Regions from separate parts of the Homo sapiens genome. Here region 2 is linked to region 1. A link is a loop called in an ENCODE intact Hi-C map of the cell type or tissue named here. Cell type or tissue: gastrocnemius medialis. All regions are shown on one strand. Links, peaks and the distances in the headings refer to the core of each region. The heading gives the core; the rest is flanking DNA.

Region 1 (2,924 bases), core at 321-2,820:
AGTGAATCAGACTGAGTTGTCAAATGAAAAGTAAACTTCATCGCCTTTGCGATCAGAATAATTTAATTAGCTTTATTGGCTCTTACAGGCTGTCACCTTATTTATTGGTTTTTCAGCTTTCTTCTCATTTTCAATTAGGCTTTAAAAAAACAAATGCAAAATCATTCACTAAATTCAGAATAATTAAAACAATATTGTGTTTCCAGTTTGGAAACATGGTAGAATGTATTGCTTCTGGGTACACTTCGGAGAGGTTAAAGTGACAGAGCAGATAAAAAGGACACTTAGTACACACGTAAATCATTTGCATTACAAATAAGATACTTTAGCAGGGGTTGGACTCCCTGCCTGACAGTCAGGATTAAGTTCCCATATTAATACATGCATTTGGTGTGGTTATTTTGGGTGAAAGACTTCATCCATCAATGCCCTCTGCCACTAAGTAAGGCCAACCTGTAAACTGATCACCACAGCCTGTCAACACTGGTTACTTAATTATATAAAGAAAATATGTTTAAAAGACTTTTGATAATTTGGTTAGTATTTCAACATCTTTTTCAAGGTTCCTTAAAATAATAGCTAAAGCATTTTTAAGAATTAAAAACTGAAAACTATGACTATTTTTATGTTTCCTGCTAATCTTTCTTTTTCTTTTATTTGCAGAAGGGAAAAATAAAGATTCAGTAAGCATTAATGAAGATGAATATAAATGAAATAATATTTTTAAAAGATATTTTAATTAAAAATTAAATTCAATGCATGCATAGTATTAATTTGTGCTTATTATTATTTATTTTCATAACTACTAATTCCAATTTACTTCTGTTACCAATTGGTAGCTTTAATACACTAATTTTTTTATAGAAAGGAGAAACTTTGTTAGGGAAAACATTTCTTCTAAGGAAGAATATTTTTATACTTTCAGCTTAACTATTCTTAAAGCCTACTACATATTATGAAATTCTCTACAATAAAACTCATGAAAGAACAATCTATTCATGATATTCAGGGACATCCTTTTTTATCAGGTGTTTGGTTTTCTTTCCATGCAAGAATTTAATAACGAACCTCCAAAGGCACTGATAAGAACAAAAAAAACCCTTCGTCTGTATATTTTAAATATGTTTCCATTAAAAAAAGTAGCAAATATGGAAATAATGTCACAAATTCTTTTTTGAAATCTTGATCCAATGTATTAACCATTTGAGAAAATATTTTAAGTCTCCTACTCTCTGCAAATTGCAAATACATGGTAAAAAATTTGTGATTAAATCTAAGAAAATATGCTTGAAAACGTAATCTGTTTACCATCAGCAATTAACATCCTTAAATTACACTTTAAGGATTCTTTACAATTGAATGATAGAATTATCATTTGATAATTTTAGTCAATATCCCTTTAGAAACTATCGTTATCAGAAATTTTTCAATTCAATATACTCTCGCTGTATTTTTCCTCTGGTCTGTTTAATCTAAAAGATCGTTTCCTTAAATCATAGTGATTTTATTTTCTCATCTAGTTAAGATATTTGTTATTTGTTTGAAGATAAATACCAAAATAAACACTTTATTCAGGAGTACAACAAAAAGATTTCTAGATAAGTCTTACCCTCTTTCTTAGTGGGTTCTGGCATGGCCACAATAAGATGTTATTCTTTAAAGAGTCTCCTTCCCTCCACGACTAGTTGACAGAAACCCCACAGGCAGGCGAGAGATGGTGCAGGTCGGTGTGACAAGCAGTTGGGGAGAAACCCAGTGCTTTTATACTGCCTCTGAACATCAATCATGATGGCACCTCCCTTTCTTCAGCACAAGGATGCAGGAACTTGACAGCTATGGGGACCTTTCTCACATCTGTTGTCTGCACTCTGCTCTCTCGCCTACTGGAAGGAATCTCCTGCCCATCTCATGTGGCTGATGAGAACACCTCTAACTTTCTAAATTCAGCTGCAGCCTCGTGCTCCGTCTTGCTCTTCTCTCTCTGACAGATGCATGTGCTGACTCAGGAGTGCAAAAAGTTTGCTGGATGATTAAAAAAACAAATTAAAAATCATAATATGCCAATCCAACCTATACCTTAATTTTCACTAAGATTAGGCAGAAAAGTCTTTGTATTCAGATGATCACTTTTATGCTCCAATTAGCTTTTCATTTTCATCAGTCCTTAATTATTGCATTTATATTTTTTCTTATTCCTCATTGATATGTCAATATTAATTTTTCAAGCCAAATCTCTAGGTTAAATAACTTGTCTCATGTTCTTCTCTAAGAATAGCAAAGATTTCTATTAGGGGATACTCTGCGTTTGCATTTTTTTCCAAAAACATCATTTTTCAAAATTATAGGACATATAAAAGAATGAGGCAATGACACATGCTACAACGTGGATGAAGCTTGAGAACATTACACTAAGTGAAAGAAGTCAGTCAGACATACAAACGTAGACTATAAAATAATAGATCACTGCTGGGCTCATGCCTGCAATCCCAGCACTTTGGGAGGCTGAGGGGGGTGGATCTCCTGAGGTCAGGAGTTCGAGACCAGCCTGAACAACATAAAGAAACCCCGTCTCTACTAAAAATACAAAATTAGCTGGGCATGGTGGTGCATGCCTGTAATCCCAGCTACTCGGGAGGCTGAGACAGGAGAATCACTTGAACCCAGGAGGCGGAGGTTGTGGTGAGCCGAGATTGTACCATTGCACTCCAGCCTATGCAACAAGAGCGAAACTCCATCTCAAATTAATAATAATAATAATAAAAAATAATAGAACACACATTGTACAATTCCACTTATATGAAATATCTAGGACAGGCAAATCCATATGGTGAGAAAGTATATCAGTGTTTGCCAGTGGCCTAAGGGAGGTGGAATTGGGAGTGACTGCCAGTGCATATGGGGTTTCTTTTGGTCATGATGAAAAT
Region 2 (2,924 bases), core at 129-2,628, 67 kb after region 1:
CGACAACAAAAGAGTCAAGGGTGGAAGTAGGGAGATCAGTTAGGAGGCTGACTGGATGATGGCAATGGAGATGGAGGTAAGTAAATAAACACAAGAGACATTTTGGAGGAAGATGATAGTGTACTCAGTACCTGATTAATAGACGGTGGAGACAGATGTGGTGGTGCACACTTGGGGTCCCAGCTATTAGAGAGGCTGAAGCAGGAGGATTGCTTGAGCCCAGGAGTTTGAGGCTGTAGTGAGCTATGATCACATCCTGCACTCTAGCCTGGGCAACAGAGTAATACCCTGTCTCAAAAAAAAGGAGGGGTGGTCAGTGAATAACTATGTACTCAATGAATGAGATAGTTCTAGATCCCACCCCTGGACAGTGTCTTAGTCAACATGTCTCCTCAGTACTTAATACAGTGCCTATTTAATAACTATTTGTTGAACAAATAAATCCAGCATGAGGACTCTAAAATGGACTCAGTAAGAAGAGTGCTAAGATCTCTTCTCTTCTGGCAGCTCTAATTTACGGAGTACCTTTTGTAAGCCAATTATACATTCATCAATTTGTCCTCACAACAACCCTATGAAATGGGTACTATTATCATCCCCATTTTACAGCTGGGAAAACAAATTCACAAACATATATACTCAATACACTTACTCTGTAAGTGTGTATCCAGTGTCTTATGTGCAGGGTTCCACGAATAATAAGTGGTAGAGCTAGTTTTGAATCCAGGACAGTCTGATTTTGAAGCTCATGCACTTTCACTAGGTTTACTACCTCTAGTAATAATTAAAGAATTGAAAATTCTGCTGGGCCTGGTGGCAGATACCTGTAGTTCCAGGTATGCCAGAGGCTGAGGCGAGAGGATCACTTGAGCCCAGGTGTTTGAGACCAGCCTGGGCAACATAGCAAGACCCCCCACCTCTAAAAAAAAAAAAAGAGAGAGAGAGAGAGAAGAAAAGAAAAGAAAAATGTATAACCTTGCCAAACCTGCTCCATAATTTACAGATAACGGCATGTACAAAATGGGAGCTGGTTAGGCTGGGTTTAGATCACACCATAAGCCTGTACCCCTGACCTTTTATCCCCAACTCAGAATACTCCTATGCCTGACACCAGGATATCTTGCCACGGGTGGAGACAGGGAGCTGGCCGGCTCTGTGTGTCTGCATTCCCACTCGCTGTCCCAAAGGCCCAATCGCTTGCAGTTCCCCGACGTCGTGCCTTGATTGCTAAGTCTGGTCTGGCACAGGGGCAGAGGGACTCCAAGGCCTAGGAGCTGAGAACTCTTGCTGGTGGCTCAAGAGAGCCAGATAACACAAGCCAGACGCCGGCATGCTAAAAAGAGGGAGTGCTATTTTGAGAATCTGGTCAAGCGATGTTTCACAGTGGAAAAGTGGTGGCACTCTGCAGCAGGATGTGACCTGACATGAGTTACAGCTCAGGTGTCAGTGCTCTGGGTTTCTATTTTTATTGCTAAACTTGCAATTTGAACTCTAAAAGGGCCGGCCCCCTAGGAAAGAGGTAAAAGTTAATATGAAATTTGAAAACCTTACTGGCAAATGTCACAGATAAAGACTGGAGATTCAATCTGTTGAGTCCATCATAAGACGGCTACACAAATGAACACCATGCAGCTATAAAATGATGATACGAAGTGTTGCTTGTCAACAAGGAAATACATTCATATGAAATTTTTCCATGCAAAAAGACGGTTACAAAACAGTGTAAGTTATGGCATCATTTTATAAAGTATTTGCATGTGTTTATGTGTATAGAAAAAGGAGACCTAAAATGGTGGTTATTGAGTCTTTATATTTAGTCGATAAACTTTTTTTTCTTTTTTTTGAAACTGAGTCTCACTCTGTCACACAGGCTGGAGTGCAGTGGTGCGATCTTGGCTCACTGCAGCCTCCACCTCCAGAGTTCAAGCGATTCTCGTGCCTCAGCCACCCAAGTAGCTGGGATTACAGGCGTGTGCCACCATGCCCAACTAATTTTTGTATTTTTAGTAGAGATGGAGTTTCATCATGTTGACTAGGCTGGTCTTGAACTACTGGTCTCAAGTGATCCACCTACCTCGGCCTCCCAAAGTGCTGGGATTACAGGCAAGAGCCACTGCGTCTGGCCTATGAACTTTTTATAAATATAGATTATGTGGATATAACCAGAAAATAAAAGATGAAGCAATTTCCATTTTTAAGGAAAAGATACGGTGATCAAGGGATCCAAGACAAGCGATTAAGGGAAATCCTCTAGGGTGAGGTTTGGGTAAGAAAGCACCCACATCCTTAGCTCAAGCTTTGTTTCTGCTATTCTCATAAAACAAAGTGTTCTGTTTCTAAAATTGTCCTCAATTTGTTTATATAATGTTGATTTGATGTGATTTGCAGATTAGATGTATAGATTTGTATTCAAACAACATCTAAAAAGTCAATGAAGGTAAAAAGAAGCTGTAAAAATTAATCAGGCATCATGTCCAAAAGTTTACAGTCAGTGCACAGGGACTAATTAACGTTGAATGCTTTGGCCAGAGCCAAGACAACTATTTATGTAGGGCTAACAGACATCTACTAAAGGCAGAGAGCCCTGGGAGAGGAGAGATGAAGTCTGCAAGGCAGGACATCAAAGAGCTTCCAGCACTGTGACTATGAGAGTTGAAAAAGAACACATTGAATAGGGGAAATAGAAAGTTCACCTCACCATGTGACAGCGCAGAACTCACCTGTCCTCTTCAGTCTTCAGCTCTCCAATTTAGAGAGACGGTTTTCACTCTCAATTTTCTTCTTGAGTAGATATTCTCCTAAACCTTGATTCATTTAAATGGCATAATATTTTGAGTAAATATTTAACCTAAAAGAGGTGTTGTCATTTTCATTAACAGTTTGGAAGATATGAAATATATTAAATATGATGCAATTATGATACA

Evidence for each region. A loop is a pair of places that touch in the nucleus more often than their neighbours do. Peaks named below come from ENCODE experiments on the same cell type or tissue, not always from the same donor. Only the 100,000 strongest peaks of a DNase experiment are listed, where the experiment ranks them.
Region 2: it touches region 1 in a loop (6-fold over the local background); 1 of 110 quality-filtered maps calls a loop at or near these places.

What each region holds. Positions count from the first base shown.
Region 1 is chr12:101,593,781-101,596,704 of GRCh38, reverse strand. It overlaps MYBPC1 (myosin binding protein C1), which reads right to left and starts at 1,734. Exons shown (of 32, transcript NM_002465.4): 1 at 1,610-1,734. The coding sequence starts at 1,634. In gastrocnemius medialis, for the core only: CTCF peaks have their summits at 1,639 and 1,839; DNase peaks (open chromatin) are centred at 394 and 1,814; H3K4me3 peaks cover 1,385 bases; H3K27ac peaks cover 2,500 bases.
Region 2 is chr12:101,526,238-101,529,161 of GRCh38, reverse strand. LOC105369935 (a long non-coding RNA gene) reads right to left here and starts at 2,792. Exons shown (of 3, transcript XR_945261.2): 1 at 2,721-2,792. In gastrocnemius medialis, for the core only: no CTCF peak of the experiment used is centred there; a DNase peak (open chromatin) is centred at 1,301; H3K27ac peaks cover 2,500 bases.